Linked DNA regions of Homo sapiens: region 1 is linked to region 2. The links are chromatin loops, found by intact Hi-C in ENCODE. Cell type or tissue: PC-3. All regions are shown on one strand. Links, peaks and the distances in the headings refer to the core of each region. The heading gives the core; the rest is flanking DNA.

What was found. Hi-C counts contacts between places; a loop is a spot of excess contacts. Peaks named below come from ENCODE experiments on the same cell type or tissue, not always from the same donor. Only the 100,000 strongest peaks of a DNase experiment are listed, where the experiment ranks them.
Region 1: it touches region 2 in a loop (5-fold over the local background); 3 of 110 quality-filtered maps call a loop at or near these places.

Annotation. Positions count from the first base shown.
Region 1 is chr11:46,671,901-46,681,803 of GRCh38, reverse strand. It overlaps ATG13 (autophagy related 13), which reads right to left. Exons shown (of 19, transcript NM_001346311.2): 19 at 7,286-9,549. The coding sequence ends at 9,472. It overlaps ARHGAP1 (Rho GTPase activating protein 1), which reads left to right. Exons shown (of 13, transcript NM_004308.5): 6 at 425-511; 7 at 695-793; 8 at 1,057-1,164; 9 at 1,241-1,317; 10 at 1,522-1,599; 11 at 2,028-2,156; 12 at 2,336-2,439; 13 at 2,579-4,724. The coding sequence ends at 2,767. Among named protein-coding and RNA genes, the nearest start is that of ARHGAP1, 24 kb to the left of the region's middle. In PC-3, for the core only: no CTCF peak of the experiment used is centred there; a DNase peak (open chromatin) is centred at 6,223; H3K27ac peaks cover 1,223 bases.
Region 2 is chr11:46,804,377-46,814,348 of GRCh38, reverse strand. It overlaps CKAP5 (cytoskeleton associated protein 5), which reads left to right. Exons shown (of 44, transcript NM_001008938.4): 5 at 3,171-3,342; 6 at 4,475-4,607; 7 at 4,849-4,949; 8 at 6,205-6,318. Among named protein-coding and RNA genes, the nearest start is that of CKAP5, 37 kb to the left of the region's middle. In PC-3, for the core only: a CTCF peak has its summit at 5,356 (motif pointing right); no DNase peak of the experiment used is centred there.

The sequences.
Region 1 (9,903 bases), core at 1,904-9,903, 130 kb after region 2:
AAAATGAGACAGTGATGGCCCTTACCTCGCATGCTGGCCATGCATGTTCAAATCAGAAAATATGCACTGAGGCAGGGTGTGGTGGCTCACACCTGTAATCCCAGCACTTTGGGAAGCTGAGGCGGATGGATCACTTGAGGTCAGGAGTTCCAGACCAGCCTGGCCAACATGGTGAAACCCTGTCTCCGCTAAAAATACAAAAATTAGCTAGGTGTGGTGGTGGGTGCCTGTAATCCTAGTTACTCAGGAGGCTGAGGCAGGAGAATAGCTTGAATCCGGGAGGTGGAGGCTGCAATGAGCTGAGATCACACTCCAGCCTGGGTGAAGGAGACTCTGTCTCAAAAAAAAAAAGTATGCACTGGGACCCTAGCGTGGCACCTGTCCCACCACGCCTGCTCCTGAGTTGTCCATTCTGTCTCTGCAGGTACAAGAAAAACATCAAGGCCTTGTACATCGTGCATCCAACCATGTTCATCAAAACTCTGCTCATCCTCTTCAAGCCCCTCATCAGGTGAGTGGCCACGGGCAGGGCTGGTGGTCCCGGCTTGCCTGGAACTCTGAAGCTGGGAGGCTGGGCAGCCTGGGGACCACCAGGTGCGGCTGGGCTTCCGTCTGAACTGGGTGGGTGTTGAGGGGAGAGTGGAGGCCACCGGAAGCGGGCCCCCACAACCCAGGCCCTTTCTTCCACCAACAGCTTCAAGTTCGGGCAGAAGATCTTCTATGTGAATTACCTGAGCGAGCTGAGCGAGCACGTGAAGCTGGAGCAGCTGGGGATCCCTCGCCAAGTGCTCAAGTGAGGCGGGTGCGGCGGCTGGGGGCTCGTGAAGCCAGGGTAATGAGGACGTGTGTCCTGATTCAGAGACCGCGTGGGGCTTAGGCAGAGCAAGCCCGTGTCCCGACCTCTCCCAGGTCTTTGCTTTCTGCTGTGGAAAGCGGAGTTGTTACAGAGATCGCATGAGATGATCCTCCTGACCCCGCGTGGTCAATGCTTGATTGAATTGGCAGAGTGACTCCAGAGCCAGGCAGGACCTGACCCACCTCCCTCTACTCCTACAGATATGACGACTTCCTGAAATCCACACAGAAGAGCCCCGCGACAGCCCCCAAGCCCATGCCCCCACGGCCCCCCCTGCCCAACCAGCAGTTTGGAGTCTCGCTGCAGCAGTAAGTATGAAAGGTGGCTGGGCCACGGCGGGGCGGGAAGGGCTGCAGGCCCGGCTCACCAGCCTTTTTCCCGCAGCCTCCAGGAGAAGAATCCAGAGCAGGAGCCCATTCCCATTGTACTCAGGGAGACTGTTGCCTACTTACAGGCCCACGGTGAGTGCCGGGCCTGCCTCCTCACCAGCCAGGTCTCCCGGCTCCCTTCAGGAAGCTGGGGAAGCTGCTGGGCAGGGCAGAGGGAGGTCCTGCAAGCCTCAACGTCCCCACCCAGCCCTGCCTAGAACCCCAAGACAGAGAAGGGGCAGGGAATCCAGCCGGTGCCCAGCGCTCGGAGGCTCACCAGGCCCTACTGTTTCCCAGCTCTCACCACCGAGGGCATCTTCCGGAGGTCGGCCAACACCCAAGTGGTCCGGGAAGTGCAGCAGAAGTACAACATGGGTGAGCAGCCCTGGGCTGTTGCAGGGCCATATGTGTGTTACTGGTAGGGGGCTTCTCTGCCCTCTGCTGCCCTGTAAATGAGAGTCTCAGAGTCTCTTCCTGCTGGAGGTTTCCGTGGCTCTGGGTGTCACATAAGTCCTACTTCTGCCAGGCCTGCTGCCTCATCGGTCGGGCTCCCGGGTCCTGGGTATAGGCACATTCAGAGGCAAGGAATAACGGTGGGGTGTGCCGGGCCCCACTTCCCCAGATGGCCGGAACCTGCATTCTCTGATCACAGAGGAAGAGGGAGGCAGGTGTCAGAGGGCGCCCCTGGGAGGAGGGGCTTATGCAGTGTCCAGGGGCAGTCAGGCAGTGCGGCCCGCGTTGTCTGCAGATGGGTGCTGCCCTTCAGGCTGTGCCGAGCTTCTCTCACGCTGCCCCCACCCCAGGGCTGCCTGTGGATTTCGACCAGTACAATGAGCTGCACCTGCCAGCAGTCATCCTCAAGACCTTCCTCCGGGAGCTTCCTGAGCCCCTGCTCACCTTTGACCTCTACCCCCATGTGGTGGGCTTCCTCAGTGAGTCCCCATCTCTTCTGTTGGGCCTGGGGCTGGACTTGGGGCAGGTGCGCTGCAGGCTTTCGGGCCTAGGCGCCTCCCAGGGAAGACTGCTGGGGGTCTCCCCTCTAGCCTGCATCAGAGCGTCCTGAACCAGCCCAGCCTAGGGCCCCTATAACCCGGGCCTCCTTTCCTCATAGACATTGATGAAAGCCAGAGGGTGCCAGCGACACTGCAGGTCCTCCAGACGCTGCCCGAGGAGAACTACCAGGTGCTTCGTTTCCTGACTGCTTTCCTGGTGCAGGTGAGACCTTGGACTTGGCCTCTGGGGTGAAGGGAGGGGGAAGGAGGAGCTGCCGCCTCCTCTGCGCCCTGGTCATTGTTGCTGGGAGTGGGAGGCAGCATCTGTGGCTTCCTGCTGCAGTCCCTGATTCCCTCCACAGATTTCTGCACACAGTGACCAGAACAAGATGACCAACACTAACCTGGCTGTTGTTTTCGGCCCTAACCTGCTGTGGGCCAAGGATGCGGCCATCACCCTCAAGGCCATTAATCCCATCAACACCTTCACCAAGTTCCTTCTGGATCACCAAGGGGAGCTGTTCCCAAGCCCGGACCCCAGCGGGCTCTGAACCTGGCCCCTGCCCCACCAGCCCCTTCTCTGGTAGCCCGGGTTTGGACTCTTCCTCCTGGCATCAGGGGCCATGAAGCCCCCTGGAGAGAGATGTTGGAGCCACCCATCAGGCATGCTCTCCCCCACCTCTGTCCAGCCCGCCTCACGGCCCTGGCGGCCTCGCTGTTACCAGAAGACGTTTTTCTCTGCCTTACACTTCTCACTGCCTCTCTGGACACCGGGCTTTTGCTGGGCTCTCCAGAGCTGGGCTTGGCTCTTCCAGCTGGAGAAGGACTGAGCCCCAGTAACCCCTTTCCTGCTTTTTCCTGCCTCTGTTTCCCTAGCAAGTGTGGATGAATCAAATGACTGCCGGCTGGGCTGGTAGCAGGGGCCAGTCCTCCCCTCTTGATTGCTGGGAATGAGCAGCTGAGCTCTTTGGTGTGGACACCGCCCCAAGCTGAGGTGCCTCCCTATCTGGTAGGCTGCCCTGCTTTGCAGAAGCCCCACTGCATGAAGGCCTGAGTGCAAGCACCCTTGCTCCTGTACTGCCCCCAGCAGCGCAGTCTGGGGTATTTCCCCTGCTGAGGAGTGACAGGGCTGGAGACTGTGTCTGCTTTCTGCCTCCTCTTCCACACATCCTGGGTCAGCCTTTCCCAAGTGATACTGCCCCTGGGGTGTCCTAACCCCTTGGTTGTGCAGGGACTGGTAGCTTGGATGACATGGCTCAGAGTCCCAGCATCCACTTGAAACCTCCCTCTCCACCTCCCCGCCCCCGAGAGCTACAGCGTGTGATGGAATCAGTGACCGGCCAGGTTAGCCTCTCCCCTCTTGGCCTCCTTTCCCACACGGGCAGATCATCAGCCTTCATGTTCTTGTGGACCTGTCTGTTACGGAGTCACACTGGCCCCTGCCCCAGCCAGAGGTGACTCAGTGCCTCAGGATCTTATGGCTCCTTCCTCCAGCTGGGGGACTCTTAAAGGGGCTGGGGTAGAGACTAAGAGTGCCCGTAGGAGGGGCAGAGATTGTGCTGATAGGTCAGTCCAGATAGGTGGGTTCTAGCAATTTCCCCAGGGGATTAAGGGGCTCTAGGGCCACCTTTTTTTTTTTTTTTCTGAGATGGAGTCTCGCTCTGTCACCAGGCTGGAGTGCAGTGGCGCGATCTCGGCACACCTCCGCCTTCTGGGTTCAAGCAATTCTCCTGCCTCAGCCTCCTGAGTAGCTGGGACTATAGGTGCATGCCACCATGCCCAGCTAATTTTTGTATTTTTAGTAGAGACGGGGTTTCACCATGTTGGCCAGGATGGTCTCGATCTCCTGACCTCATGATCCACCCACCTCGGCCTCCCAAAGTGCTGGGATTCCAGGCGTGAGCCACTGCACCCGGCCAGCCCTGTTGTCTTTCAAAGAACCTCGGCCCCAGTGATGGCTGATCTCACTCCCACTGTCTCGTAGAATTACACTCCTTCCTGGGGATCCCTCTTCCTGCAGCCTTGTCCTTGGGGAGTACAGGGAAGTACCTGCAGTGACCCTGCCCCCATGACCTTGGCCAGGCAGGATGATTCCAGAGCCCGTACTGTGGGGATCCTCACTGACCAGCCCAGCCCCATCCGCAAGCCAGGCTGGGCCTGGGCATAACTTCGCTGGGCTCTCCCAAGACCATCAGCAGTGCATCCAGCCCCCTGGGGCCTGGGCTGCTGCTGGTTCTTCATCAGTCCCTTGGTCTCTAGCCTCGGCCAGGGCTGCTCTGCTCTCCGCCCTCCTTTGTGTATCAAGTGTCGCTCACAGCCCCATTCACTGGGGAGCCTTTCGGATCTATTTGGTCTTTCTCATGTCCCCCACTGGTCTGTACCCCAGGGAGCGGGTGCTTGTACTGTGTGAATCCAGTGTTCACATTCACACTTAATGACTTCCTTGGCACCAATCATGTATTTCACCGTTTGCACTTTTTGTATTTCAATAAAAATGTTGATGCAAAACTGCTCATCTGGATGTTGGGGAAATGAGTTGGGTGTGGAAGTTGGAAACTGGATGGGAAGTGTGGTGCGGTGGAGGAAGAGGAACAGATGGGGCCTCAGGAAGTCCCCTCCCCAGTCCGTCTGCCGCTTCCTCATCTTGTGCACTCGAGTGGTGATGAGGGCAGCTTCCTGACCAGCTTCTAGGCATGGAGGTGTCCACGGCCACCTTCCCGTTGTTTGTACCCCCAGCATTCCAGCAGGCCACCATGTGCTGCATCCTATGACCAGGGCCTCTCCTGTTTCCCAACTGGAAGGTACCGGAAGTTTGAAGGGATCTTAGATTTATCTAAGGCAAGCAGGGGGAAGAAAAGTGGTGTGGACTGTGATGGACAATGGTGTGGGATCTGGAGTCACACGAGAGTTTGAGTCCTCGTTCCCTCACGTGCCAGCTCTCACCGCTAACAGTCATCATCACTGGCTCACCACCCCTGTGGCTGCTGCTTCATCAGAAGACGGTTCCTTTGAGGATCAGAAATAATGCAGACACCCCAGGCACGTGGCTCACACCTGTAATCCCACCACTTTGGGAGGCAGAGACAGGAGGATTGCTTGAGCCCAGGAGTTCGAGACCAGCCTGGACATAGTTAGATCTCACATAGTAAGATCCTGTCTACCAAAAATAAAATAAAAAAAAATATTAGCCGAGCATGATGGCACATGCCTGTGGTTCCAGCTACTGAGGCGGCTGAGGTGGGAGGATTGCTTGAGCCCTGGAGGTCAAGGTTGCAGTGAGCCGTGACTGCACCACTGCACTCCAGCCTGGGTGACAGAACAAGACCCCACCTCAAAAAAAAAAAAAAAAAAATGTAGACCGTATCTAACACCGCGAGTGTGCAGTGGTCATGGGTGAATGGTGTGATAGCCCCAGCCTCATGCAACAGCAGCTGGGAGAGGGTCCCTCAGCCCGAGTCCTCCCTTCCTGCCCACCCCTCAGCCTGAGGCCAGGCCATTTCCACCTGCCAGGCCCACACGGAGGCTGTGACAGATCCAGTTCTCCTATCCTCTCTTAAGCAAGTTTTGCTTTGCTTTAAAAGTTAAGATGATTATTTACCGCATTTTTTTTTGACAGGTTTGTTGGTGAGAAGGTAGGCCAGAATTTCACCTCCCATAGTGGTCAGGTTCCAGGTGTCTGCTGCTTGCTTGCTAATGGCAATCAGGAGGCTATAGCGGCCCCAGTTGGGCCTGGTTTTTCTCCTCCTTGCTTGTCCGGGCTGGGGGAGCAGGGCCAGAGCTGCAGGATCAGGCTGTGGTTACAGATGGTGATTACAAACATTGGGCCTCAGCCCCAAGAAGCAAGTCCCATTCCACAATGGTGGCCTTCCTCCAGGCACTGGGGGCCTCCTCTCTCTCTGGATCTGCTCAGCTAGAGCTGAGTGGCTGGAATAGAGAGGCAGTGACCCAGGGAAACAGGAGCGAGGAAACTGTTTACTTGGGTTGGGCTCCTGGCAGGGCCTCTGCTGAGTGACTCAAATGCCAATTTACCAAGGCCTTAACAACGATGGCCTCCAGGGGTAGAGTGTAGGGAGATGCTTTAAAGAGGTAGGACACCATTGCTGGGCATGGGGCAACTGAAAACTTTGTTATTGGGGGTTCCTGATTGAAGGGGGAACACCAGAACAGCCTTTTCGTCACTTCTGACTCAGGTATTGGGCAACTGTCCTGGCTGGCCACATGATCAGTGTCACCTGGTTTACTAATAATCAGGAGCTCCTGGCTCCAGGAATAGGCTGGATTTGGACTTTTCTAACCAGCCCTTTTAATCCTGGGCCTAGCTTCAGCCTGAAGGCGGGTGGGGAAGCAACCCAGACAGCAGCTGTCCAGTTCTGTCAGTTCTCTTTTGCCTCTAGAACCATCCCTACCTCCGGGATGTTGTCTCCACCAATCAGCTCCCTCCCCTAACTATGGTCACAAACTAGGAGAATTAGGAGGCGGGGCTGGCCCTGGCCGGGTTGAGAGGCCTGCAGCCCCAGGCCCCAGGAGCCAGACAGGACGCATACCCCGGGGCTCTTCTACTCTTCCTGGCTGCTCAAGCACCGCCAGTCAGATCAAGGCAGCTAACAAACTTGCATGGACCTTTAACTTCCTGCTACTTCTCTTCTGCTTGCTCAGCCACAAATCCCCCAGATGGCTTGGGGAGCCCTGCACTCCCTGCCTTGCACTGTTGTTTTTCCCTCCAGGGTGAGTTGTTATGTAAGAGCAATAAAGAGCTGATAACGGTGGCCTGCATTTTATGGAGATTTTACTATGGGTGTATTTTAAATGCATTCTCCAACTGAATATTCAAATTCAAGCCCCTGATAGGGGACCAGGGAAAGAGAAATACTAAGAAGTTTCCTGACCCAGGAAACCCCAGGGTATACAGCCCCTAAGAGGCCACACCCGACTCAAAACAGGCTTGCCCAGACACTTGAGGTCTTTCTGCGCTTCACAACGCACCACTCTCCCCTTTCCCAGACCTGCACTGGGGCAGGGGTGGGGAAGGGGTTACGAGGTCTTCAGACAACCTACAGGACAGGAGGCTGTAAAGTACAGAAAAAAATTTATTGGAAATCCCTTGAATACATTTTGAAGTGTAGCTCGGTATTTCCAAACAAAGTAGGTTGGAGAGGTTGGAGGAGGAGGAGGGACTCTGACACCTGGAGACAAACAGCTGGTCCCAGCCTGTCCCGGGGGTGCTGCAGGAGTCAGTCTAGGGCTCATTCCTTTCATGGCAGGTCTGAGGGGCAAGGGCTGGCCTTAACAGTTGCTTTACTTCTCCCAAGCTCAGCTCAAAGTCATGGCTGAGACTCTTCACAGATGGAGCCCTGGTGAAAGGCTGCTGCCACCTGTAGATGCCAAAGATTGCTGCCTCAGACAATGGCTAGGCCTTTCCATGCAAGGCCTTGGAAAGAGAGCAGTAGCTGAAATATGGGGGCATCAATAACTTACCAGGGGCCTTCCCCCTTCTCAAAGCTGGGGCCTTGGGGATAAACCTGAGCCTGGGTTCAGCAAGCCACGCATGTGCTCTGGGCCAAAGTCAGGAGGGCCAGTTGGCTGCTACTGCTTCTGCTAACACTTCTTGGTGGCAGCAGCAGCACGCAGAGCTCTGGTCCCCGCCAGAGCCTGCTCCAATCCTCAGAAGTCAGCCTTGTATGTGGGAACAGTGTCACATGCAGTATACTAACAAGCAGCTGAGAACCACCTGCTCCACTGAAGCACAGCTGCTGCCAGTGAATGCCCCAGGTGGGCCAGGAGGAATGGAGTAGACCTAGATCTCCTTGACCAGGACTACCAGCGAGGCTGGGAAAGGACAGATCATAGGTGGGTGAGGCTAGGCACTTGACTTATTCAAGTAACAATACCTGAAGGGTTAAGTCAATCATACGCCCAGCTTTGATTTCTCAACCAGAAGCCAATCCAGCTGGTAAACCCCAGGGCAGTGTAGAGAACCTGGGATTAGAGGGAGATGGTAGCTAGGCCCAAGCAGGAGGAAAAGCTCCACAGGACAGCCCCAGGGATCAGGAACAAGTACCCAGGCAGTTGGGGGACACACACAACATCCCCTAACCACTACATGTGGCCATCACATTTAGCACCCAGGACTTCCTGGGCTGCCAGAATGGAGTCAGTCACTCTGCAGAAACTGTGGGAGATGTAAGGCTCTCACCAGGAATACGCAACTATCCAAGGTAAAGCCTTTAGTCAGTTCCAGTGCAGCCACACTGGGAGGTGACTTTGCCCCCGGCCAGCCCTCTTCTTGGATCTCGCTGTCTGTATGGTGGGAAGATCCTCAAAGCAGCAGCCCGGATTCTCAATAACCTCCGGAGGAGGAGGTCTCCGTCCCAGGAAGAGCCCTCCGCCTTCTCCAAGTGAAAAACAACTCACCTCAAACATATTTCCTCTATAAAATATCTGGTTTCTCTGAAAGTAATAAATATTTACCATGTTCTATAACCAAGGAGCAGCAACGGGGGGACAAGAGGAAGAGAACTTTGCTGTGACTCCAAGTGACAAAATCCTAGAGATTCAGGGTGCCATTTTTATTTCCCATGGAGCTGAGGACCTGAGCACAGGCAGCCACCAGGGCTGCTCAGACCCTCCCGACCTTCAGGGGTGGGAGTGGTTTTGGAGTTCTGATCTTGGGTAGGCAGGCCTGTCATATTGCCAGAAATACAGGCATAGAGGCAAGAGAGAGAAGAAGAGGAGAAGAAGATAGCAGGAAGTAAAGGGGACAATGAAGAGAGCTAAGGGACTCCTTCCTTCTTCCTCCTGGCACTGTCTCCTTCCTCTTTCTGCGACTCCACACCAATCTCTTGGCCACCAGCTGGAATGTCAAACAGTGGATGGTGACAGCAGGCAGGGAAGGGGCCAGCTGCAAGGCAGGCCCAGGCAGGAGGCCGGCAGCAGGAGGAACAGGATGACACCCTTGGGAAGCAGTTGGTGATGGGCAGGGCACACAGATGGCCCTGCTGAGGGCTTTTTCGTACGAAGGTTCTTCCCATCTCCAAGGCCAGCACGTGAGTCTTCTCCAACTGGGCACTGGGCTTGACTGCCGCCACGGAGTCTCCAGGAGGTCCAAGAGTAGGGACTTCTGGGTCCCCATGGGAGAAGCCAGCCTCCCTTCCACCTGGCTCAGAGCAGGATGAGGGGTGGGAGCAGCTGATGCATGGGAGGCTGCTTATGCCCTGGGGCCACAAAAAGGGGGTGCTGCTGGGACTCAAGGATACTTTTACTGCAGGGTTTCCACAAAGGCATCAAACTCGCGGACATTCTTCTCATGCACAGCCAGCTTCTCTGGTAATGAGTCCTGTACCGGAAAGAGAGGGAAGAGCCGTTTATTCAGGCAGGGCCTTGAGGAGGCAGCCAGCCCAGTCCCGAAGAGGGGAGGCAGCAAGCAAGACGAAGCTCAGCCCTAGCTGGGCCGAGCAAGTGGGAGAACGCAGGGCAGCTGCGTAGGCACAGGGTAGGGAGGGGTATATGCATCAGGGCTTTGCAGGGGCTGGAGGATTAATGGAACGGCCTTGGGAGTCCAAGTGGGCCACACACTTAACAAAAGAGAAAAGGACCACAAGAGCAAGATGATTCAGAAATTAAACATGAAATATCCCTGGCACAGATCTGACTGACACTAGAATAAAATACCAAGTGTACAGCTCTACAA
Region 2 (9,972 bases), core at 1,415-9,414:
TTACGTGAATGAAGTTTCCTTGTTTCTAGCCTATTACAATATAGTAAGCAGATGTTTTTCTGAGTAGTAAACAGTATGCTCATTCTATTATCTTAGAAATTTAGTGACTCATCTTAGTTATCAGAACTATGCTTATATCAATAAATCTTTTGTGTCCTTAGTGATGTCTAAATTTTAAAAAATACTGTAATCTTTTTTTTTTTTTTTTTTTTTTTTTGAGACAAGGTCTCGCTCTGTCACCCAGACTGGAGTGCAGTGGTACGATCTCAGCTCACTGCAACCTCCGCCCCTGGGTTCAAGCGATTCTCATGCCTCCAGCCTCCTGAGTAGCTGGGACTACAGGTGAGCACCACCACACCCAGCTAATTTTTTTTTTCTTTAATAGAGATGGGTTTCTCCATGTTGGTCAGGCTGGTCTGGAACTCCTGGCATCAAGTGATCCCACCTCGGCCTCCCAAAGTGCTGGGATTACAGACATAAGCAACCGCACCTGGCCTATAATCTTCTACCTTTAAATTACAAGTTTCTAGTCTGGAGTGCTGTGTACTCTGGTTATTTCATTTTTTAGCTAAACTGGGAGAATAAGGGTAGGAAAATAACAAGTTACGTATATCTCATGTTTTCTTCATAGATGTTGTTATGTAGTCCCATCCCTGTGTGGTTCTTTATTTGTCCTAAAGCATTTCAGAGTCTATAGTTTAACTAGGTAGCTCTCTGGGACCCTCAAGAACCTTGAGGCCAAACTGCTTGATCCTGGGTTCCAGAGCTTGCTAAAGCTTTGTTAGTGAGAGCTTCAGGTGACCAGAAACATTTGTGGTACCTAAAACAGGTTTCTAGTACCCTTTTGTGTTTTCTATAGTAATACGTTTAGTATCAAAATTAGGTTTTATTTTATTAAGGTGTCTATTTTCCATGTGGACTTGCTCCATCTTTTTTTTCTTACAGAAGGAGGCCAGGATAGAGAAAAAAGATTCAGATGAAACAGTAATAATATATAGGAAGATTTAAGAAATCTCAAATGTTAGGTTCTTCAGGCACCATGTTAAATATCCCTAAAACAAAATGGTTTATTGCCACTATAATTTCTTATTTTTTGTTTAATCTTAAAGGTCAGCTGAGCCAAGTTAAAATGTAATTTTTTTAATAATATAAAAGCATTTTAAAAAATCTTAGAGATTATGTAGGTTATTCTCATGATATTTGTACTTAAACTATATCACATAGCCAGGTATCTTATTAAAAATTCTTTTTTTATTGTGCCTGTAGTCCCACCAACTCAGGAGGCAGGAAGATTACTTGAGCCCAGGGGGTGAGGCTGCTGTGAGCTATGATTGTGTCACTGTACTCCAGCCTGGTTAACAGAGTGAGACACTATCTCAAAAATAATAATAATAATTAAGGCCAGGAGCAGTGGCTCATGCCTGTATTGTCCCAGCACTTTGGGTTGGGAGGCTGAGGCAGGCAGATTGCCTGAGCCCAGGAGTTCAAGACCAGCCTGGGCAACAAGGAGAAACCCCGTCTCTACAAAAAATACAAAAAAAAAATTAGCCGGGCATGGTGGTGCCCCTCTGTAGTCTCAGCTGCTTGGGGGACTGAGTCTGGAGAATAGCTTGAGCAGGGAAGGTCGAGGCTGCAGTGAGCTGTGATCATACCACTGCATTCCAGCCTGGATGACATAGTGAGACCCTGTCTCCAAAAAAGTAAAAACAAAAACCAAGAAAAAAAAATCGTTGGAGTACACTAGTAGCTATTACTGAGTAATTTTGTTGCATTTGCTCACATGAGATAAATTTGTGCACATTAGATAATAGATAAATAATAATTTGGGTCCTACTACTCATACAGAATTTCAGTGTTCTTTCATAAATAAATCTCTCCTGCTCCAGAATCTGATACTCACAAATGTTAATAGTGATATTAGATAGCTAAAATTGGCCAGTTGGGAACTTGAAAATGTAATCTATGACAGATATGTAAGGTTAAACACACTTTTTTTTAATTTTATTTTTTTTTTGAGACGGAACCTTGCTCTGTTGCCCAGGCTGGATGGAGTGCAGTGGCGCGATCTCGGCTCACTGCAACCTCTGCCTCCCGGGTTCAAGCGATTCTTCCACCTCAGTCTCCCAGGTAGCTGGGATTACAGGCGCCCACTATCGTGCCTGGCTAATTTTTGTATTTTTGTAGAGACAGGGTTTCACCATGTTGGCCAGGCTGGCCTTGAACTTCTGACCCCAGGTGATCTACCTGCCTCAGCCTCCCAAAGTGCCGGGATTATAGGTGTGAGCCACTGCGCCTGGCCAAATATGCTTTTTGAAAGAAGTCAAAATGCAACATTTTCCCCATAGAAAACTGAAGTAAAGAAAGATTTAAGATGCCCAGAGTTATAGTGTGATAGCCACAAAGTCAGGAACAAAATATTGCCAAGATTTGTGATCTATCTAGGTAAATGAATCACTTTAATTATAGGAGCTATTAAAGGTTTATTAAAAGTAGATTTCATTCATGTAAATATTTATAAACTAGTTTATATTTGTAAGCTTTTATATGTATATACATACATATTTGTGGTATTAGGCTGGGTGTGGTGGCTCACGCCTGTAATCCAGCACTTTAGGAGGCTGAGGCGGGTGGATCACCTGAAGTCAGGAGTTCCAGACCAGCCTGGCCAACATAGTGAAACCCCATCTCTACTAAAAATACAAAAATTTGCTGGGCGTGGTGGCGCATGCCTGTAACCCCAGCTACTTGGGAGACTGAGACAGGAGAATCACCTGAACTCAGGAGGCAGAGGTTGCAGTGAGCTGCAATCATGCCATACCACTCTAGCCTGGGCAACAAGAGCAAAATGCCATCTGAAAAAGAAAAAAAAAGGGTATTAAACATGTTGATCCTTTATAGGTTTTAATTATTCCTAGTCTGCTTACCTAGAAAGTTTGTTTAAAAATGGTAATATTATTTTGGGCCCTACACATTAAATAATATTCTTAGAAGAACAACACCTTAGTAGGTAAGCAGTTATGAGTTCCTTTTCTTTTGTTGCCTTAAAAAAAACTGAACTTATATAATTCTTCTAATATGTAGATATGGAACTATGTTTGAATGAAGAAAAGCTAATGCTTTATTTAATTGCATTGCACGTTGACAGTTTTTTCCCAATTTTTTACTTGTAGTGAATTTGGTTCCAAAATCATCTTGCTTAAGCCAATTATCAAAGTGTTGCCAAAACTCTTTGAGTCTCGAGAGAAGGCTGTTCGAGATGAAGCCAAACTAATTGCTGTGGAGATTTACAGATGGATTCGGGATGCTCTGAGACCCCCATTACAAAATATAAACTCTGTTCAGGTGAGACAAAAAGTTTTCTGGTTGCTTTCGCACAAGGTTAATATGAAAATATTTTCTTCCTATCGTTGTTGATATTCTGTCCTTAAAAATAATTATTTTACATTCTTAATTTTGAAATCAGCTTTTCTGAGCATAGCTAACTTTCTCAGCAATTCTCTTGGGTGGCAGAACTTATTATCTGTGTGAAGTACATTCTTTCTGGCTTTTTATTACAATTGGTTTTGGAGACTCTTCTGATGATGTAAATGTATCTGAATTAATGAACTAATGAGAGTGTCTTAAAAAGTGGGACTTACTGTTCTTTCTTAGTGCTTAGACATACGTCTTCCTTATAGTAAATTCAAGTTGGTTTGACTTATGCTGTAAAAGAAATAAAATTTAATTATATATTTTCTTCCGCTGGTGCAGTGGTTCACACTTATAATCCCAGCACTTTGGCAGGCCCAGGGAGACAGATCACTTGAGCCTAGGAGTTCGAGACCAGTCTGGGCAACATGGCAAACCCTATCTCTACAAATAATAAAAAAAAAATTAGCCAAGCATGGTAGCACAGCCTGTAGTCCTAGCTACTCGTGAAGCTTAGGTGGGAGGATCACCTGAACCTGGGGAGGTGGAGGCTGCAGTGAGCCAAAATTGTCCAGCCTGGGCAAAAGAGTTGAGACCCTGTCTCTCAATGAATGAATGAATGAATCTTTCTTGTTTGCCCTGGTAGAGCCACATAAATAAGAAATTAGAGGCCAGGCACGGTGGCTTATACCTGTCATCCCAGCATTTTGGGAGGCTGAAGCAGGAGGATCACCTGAGGTCAGAAGTTCAAGACCAGCCTGGCCAACATAGTGAAACCTCATCTCTATTAAAAATACAAAAATTAGCCGGATGTGGTAGTGCACACCTGTAATCCTAGCCACTCGAGAGGCTGAGGCACGGGAATTGCTTGAACCCAAGAGGTGGAGGTTGCAGTGAGCCAAGATCATACCACTGCACTTCAGCCTGGGTGACAGAGTAAGACTCTGTCTCCAATAAAAAAAAAAGAAAGAAATTGGGTCCTGATATGTCAATAAATGTAAGTATTAAGTATGTTAACTAATGGTGGAGATGCAGATATTATTTAAATATTATATGACATTTGCAGTTGAAAGAACTAGAAGAAGAATGGGTCAAACTGCCAACAAGTGCTCCTAGACCTACTCGATTTCTTCGTTCCCAACAAGAACTAGAAGCTAAATTGGAACAACAACAGTCTGCTGGTGGAGATGCTGAAGGAGGTAAGCCAATTTTAAACACCGGTTTCTGCAAAAATTAGCAAGAACTGGCACTGCCATGAGAATCTGTGTTCATTAGGCATATTTTGTAGGATTGCCTTTAATAAAATATAAGTTGCATGTAGCTTTAATAACTCTGGTCCCTTCTCTATTAAAATTTCATCAGGGTTGTGAAAGGACTGATAACTGATAAGTAAAACAATTCTAAGCATTTTTAAGGTTTGTGTTGTTTTTCTCCTTAAAGGTGGTGATGATGGTGATGAGGTGCCACAAATAGATGCTTATGAGCTTTTAGAAGCTGTAGAAATCCTTTCCAAACTTCCCAAAGACTTTTATGACAAAATTGTAAGTAATAGTTAAACTTCTTTCATTTATTTCTTGTAAAATAATTACTTGAATAGAATTAGAATACTCTGCTGAGCCCTTGCCTGATGCACCCCCTTCCATCCCATATCTTCCCTAGTAGAGTGAGTTAGTTGCTTCTTCCTCTTTGCTCCCACACTACTTTGTACATATATATATTATAGCACTTTTTTAAAACATGTCTTGCCATAAAACCAGAACATTCTTGACTTCCTTTTTCTAATTTTCTCTCTGGTTTTTAACACTAAAGAGCTCCGGATTCCTCCCCTTTCTCCGTTTCTACTGCCACTACTTTACCCCAAGGTTTCTTGACCTTAGCACTGTTGACATTTTTTGTCAGCTGTCCTGTGCATTGTATGATGTTTAGCAGCATCTTTGGCTTTTATCCACTAGATGTCAGTAATACCATCTCCCTAAGTCATGACAATCAAAAATGTCTTGAAACATTGCCGGAAGTTCCCTAGGAGACAAAATCATCCCCAGTTGAGAAACACAGTCTTATCCCAACCACCACTGTAGTAGTGGGTTGTTGGTTATGTGATTGTTCTTTTCTGGTCTTTTTAATGTTGTCAGTGTAGAAATTCCTCTCCTGTAATTGTGCTGCTGTGAGATGGGTGGGCTAGAAATGCTTTCTATTAATGTTTTCTGTTTGACATCTGCTTACTAACGTTTGCCTAGAAAATGAGAATGAAACGTCTATGGCATTGTTTGTTTATTATATTACTTTAGTTATAACATCTTATGAAAATACTTTTTATATATGAACAAAAATTTATATATATGAACAAAATGTTCTGATTGCCTCCACAGTTTTATTTTTTATTATTATTACTATTTTTTTGAGACGGAGTCTCGCTCTGTCGCCCAGGCTAGAGTGCAGTGGCGCGATCTTGGCTCACTGCAAGCTCCGCCTCCCGGGTTCATGCCATTCTCCTGCCTCAGCCTCCCGAGTAGCTGGGACTGCAGGTGCCTGCCACCACGCCCGGCTAATTTTTTGTATTTTTAGTAGAGACAGGGTTTCACCTTGTTAGTCAGGATGGTCTCGATCTCCTGACCTCATGATCTGCCCTCCTCGGCCTCCCAAAGTGCTGGGATTACAGGCGTGAGCCACTGCGCCCGGCCAGTTTTATAATTTTTTAAAAAAATTATGTATCTTTGAATTAGCAGAGTGCAATAAATAGACTTTTATTCCGCTCTCTTATTTCCTGTTACAAATGACTCATATTGTATCTTGCAGGAGGCAAAAAAATGGCAAGAGAGAAAAGAGGCCCTGGAGTCTGTAGAAGTACTAATAAAAAACCCCAAACTGGAAGCTGGCGATTATGCAGATTTAGTAAAAGCATTAAAGAAGGTAAATATGAGGACTTGCAGTACTGGTATTGTAACAGCCATCAGGCCTTTGAATTTCTCATCAGTCATCTTTTTAATTACACATACATTGCCACTTAAGGAACATTACTGATGGTATTTGAATTACAGACATACATTTTTAAAGGGTTGTTTTAAATTCCTGTTGTGGGTTAGTTTCATTTTCAATCTTTGTTTTTTGTCACTTTGACTTTAGGTATGCTATTTGATAGCTTCTGTAACTCTCTAGGAAAAGAGAGTTGCTGATCTAGAACTACATTTTCCAGTTTTATAATTCTATAGGATGAGCTATTTAAGTTAGCTGTATTTAATTGGACAAATATTAAACATGAAGATAGCAAATGATAACACACTACTTTGTATCAGTATGTAAAGAGTATACGAATATGAGGTCAGTTCTGAAACAGACAAGTACTAAGTAAGAGATAAACATTTTTAGGAAATAATCTTTTGGTATTGCAAGTTGAATGCTGCTGGTGGACATTTTGTATGTAGTAACTTTTTATGAAAACTGTAAGTATAGATCAAACACTGTGGATATGATTATAGTGCTTAAGAACAAACTCTGAAAACATCTTCATGAATATAGCAAGAATGAAAATTTTGTTTTGTTTGCTTCCTCAGTCTGAAATTACAGAGGATTACAATGGTGAGGGGAGGAAGTTGATTTTTAATTATACGCACACCTAAGTCATTACTTGTAGTAGTTATATTCTGTAAAGCCACTGCGAACACTAAATTAGTGAATATTGAATCATTGCTTCTAAGAGAAATACAGGGTTAGGATCCTGCAACCCTTTGGTCACAACATTTCCATCAATCAGTACATAACTTTGTTTTATTCTGTTTGGAGATAGCATATTTAATATATGTTGTTGATTCATTAACATTGAACTCTTGGCCGACAACACTGTAACTCTTGCCTGATTGAAGCTTTTCCTAACGCATATATTTTCTCCCTAAGGTACATCACAGCCTGTTTGCACTTAGGAATACTAGACAGCATTTCAGCACTACACTTAGGGGCCATTTTAAACAACAAGAGCACCAACAAAAAACACAAAAATGCAAAAACATGGCACTGAATAAACCATGAAAAAGACACTTGTTTATAGTGTAAAAGCTAAAGCAAGAAGGTAGAGTGTTATCTTGTCTACCTCAGCTGGGAATGTGCACAATAGACAACACAAAATGTTCACAGCTCTGAACTTGTCTGTAAATGACCAGGAAAGTACCATGAGTGTTGATTTGGGGATTATAAGCAAGTTTTAGCAAGTAGGTGAATTTGCAAATATGGATTCGTGAATGATGAGGATCAACTATATTCTAGTAGTTAACCTTCCTAGGCTTTCCTTCAGTGGGACTTGGAGGCAGAGATATGATTTGTGAAATCTTTGTTCAGTCATCAATTTTCCATCTTGAAGAGTTACACTCGTGTAAAATAAATTAAAAGAGAGTTGCCCTAGGGGAAAAAGAGTTTTACCAACCTGGAACCTGGGAGGAAAGAATGGGAAGGGGAATAGTAGAGGGCACTGAGACAAGGAAAGTCAGGTTCCAGTGGCATATGAAGAGAGCTACAGATTCTCTGTCAATTCTTCCAGCATTTGGTTATTAATTAGAAATCTTATTGCTCTGGTGCTGAATTCTCGATGTGTCAAAGAAAACCTTTTCTTTTTCCTTATCATTAATATTATGTGTTTTCTACATGTATTTTCTAAGGATATTAGCTTCTCACACAAAGACAGTTCTGTGGTTTCCATTGGCATTGTGAATGTAAATATAATCTCTTGCTGTACTATATAAAGAGAGAGCATCATGGATTTTATATTTGAGTAGACAGACAATAGATTTCTGAGAGATCTAGGGTAGCAGTAGAAACTTCTTTCCCTTTTCACGTGGTGGGGTGGAGGGAATCAGAGACCACAAACAAGTAAAAAGAAACTGAATTTTGTGGCTAAAATATTTAAAACAATGAAAAGTTAACTTCAGTTGTAAAAATTAACCTGAAACGACATTTTCTTTTCTTTTTGCCTTAAGTAGTGACAGAGACATTTTATTTTTTTTATTTTCTTTTTTGAGATGGAGTTTCGTTATTGTTGCCCAGGCTGGAGTGCAGTGGCACGATCTCGGCTCACTGCAACCTCTGCCTCCCGTGTTCAAGTGATTCTTCTGCCTCAGCCTCCCAAATAGCTGGGATTTATAGGCACTTGCCATCACACCCAGCTAATTTTTGTGTTTTTAGTAGAGACGGGGTTTCACCATGTTGGCCAGGCTAGTCTCGAACTCCTGACCTCAGGTGATCTACCCTCCTTGGCCTCCCAAAGTGCTGGGATTACAGGCATGAGCCACGGTGCCCAGCTGACATTTTATTTTTTGTATTTGATTTTAGTTATATGTACACACAAACTTTGTATTATGTTGACTTCCTAGAAACATAACAAAAGTGGGGAAATGGTGAAATGGAAAAAAGTGGGGAAATGGTGAAATGGAAAAAAGAGGATGAGATTGAAGAATAGATTACAGACCAATCCTTTTTCCCTCCTTATAATTATCTCTTCTTTGTATTGTATAAATCAAGTAATCCCATTAATTTCTCAATTTTTTTCCTTTAATGAAAGTAGTAAAAAGGCATTAACTTTAAAATTTCTTATGATATTCCTGAAATTATTTTTAAACTGTTTTGAGTTGTCACCTGATTTAGCATATTCTGTGGGCTTTCCTGTTCTCACAGATTATAGTTCTTTTTTTTCTATTATTTTTAATTGATGTATTTATTTTTGAGACAGAGTTGCGCTTTGTCACCCAGGCTGGAGTGCAGTGGCACGATCTCAGCTCACTGCAACCTCCATCTCCCGAGTTCAAGCGATTCTCCTGCCTCAGCCGCCTGAGTAGCTGGGATTACAGGCGCGTGCCACCATGCCCGGCTAATTTTTTTTTTTTTTAATTTTTAGTAGAGACAGGGTTTCATCATGTTGGTCTTGAACTCCTGTCCTCAAGTGATTTGCCTGCCTCAGCCTCTGAAAGTGCTGGGATTACAGGCGTGAGCCACTGCGCCTGGCCTATAGTTCTTTTATTTATAAGATGCCTCCCTCCCAGCTCATCGCTTCTTTGATTTTGTCATGTGCCTATGCCTATGGACATTTGATTTTTTATATATATATAATTTATTTATCTTTACATTAAGATTTGGATTTTCGAAGTGCTTTCTTATATAATCTTTAGACTTCTATGTGGTATTAATCTTTTTTCACTTGTTCTTTCTACTTTTCCCCCCTTAATTATTGCTTGTTTTCATCATAGTTTTCTAAACACAGTAATTCATAATGGGTTTCATTAATTTGTTTCCTTTCCTCTGTCAACGGTGTGCTTTAGTTATTATTAACTAGTGGCTTTAATTTCTAGTTAAAGATAAATACCAATTGATAATTACTTTAAAGCACTTTGTTTTAATACTGTAGGCCTCAATTTATGAGAAAAGTGACAGCACTTAAAACTGTACAAGATTTCCTATTGTTTAAATTATATTGAGATTATGAGCTAAAGCTTCCATTCCCTGGTCTAGAACAGAAATTACTGAAAAGACAGAAGTCATTGTTTTTCTTACCTCTGAAATGGAGTCCCCCCTCATATGTTACTT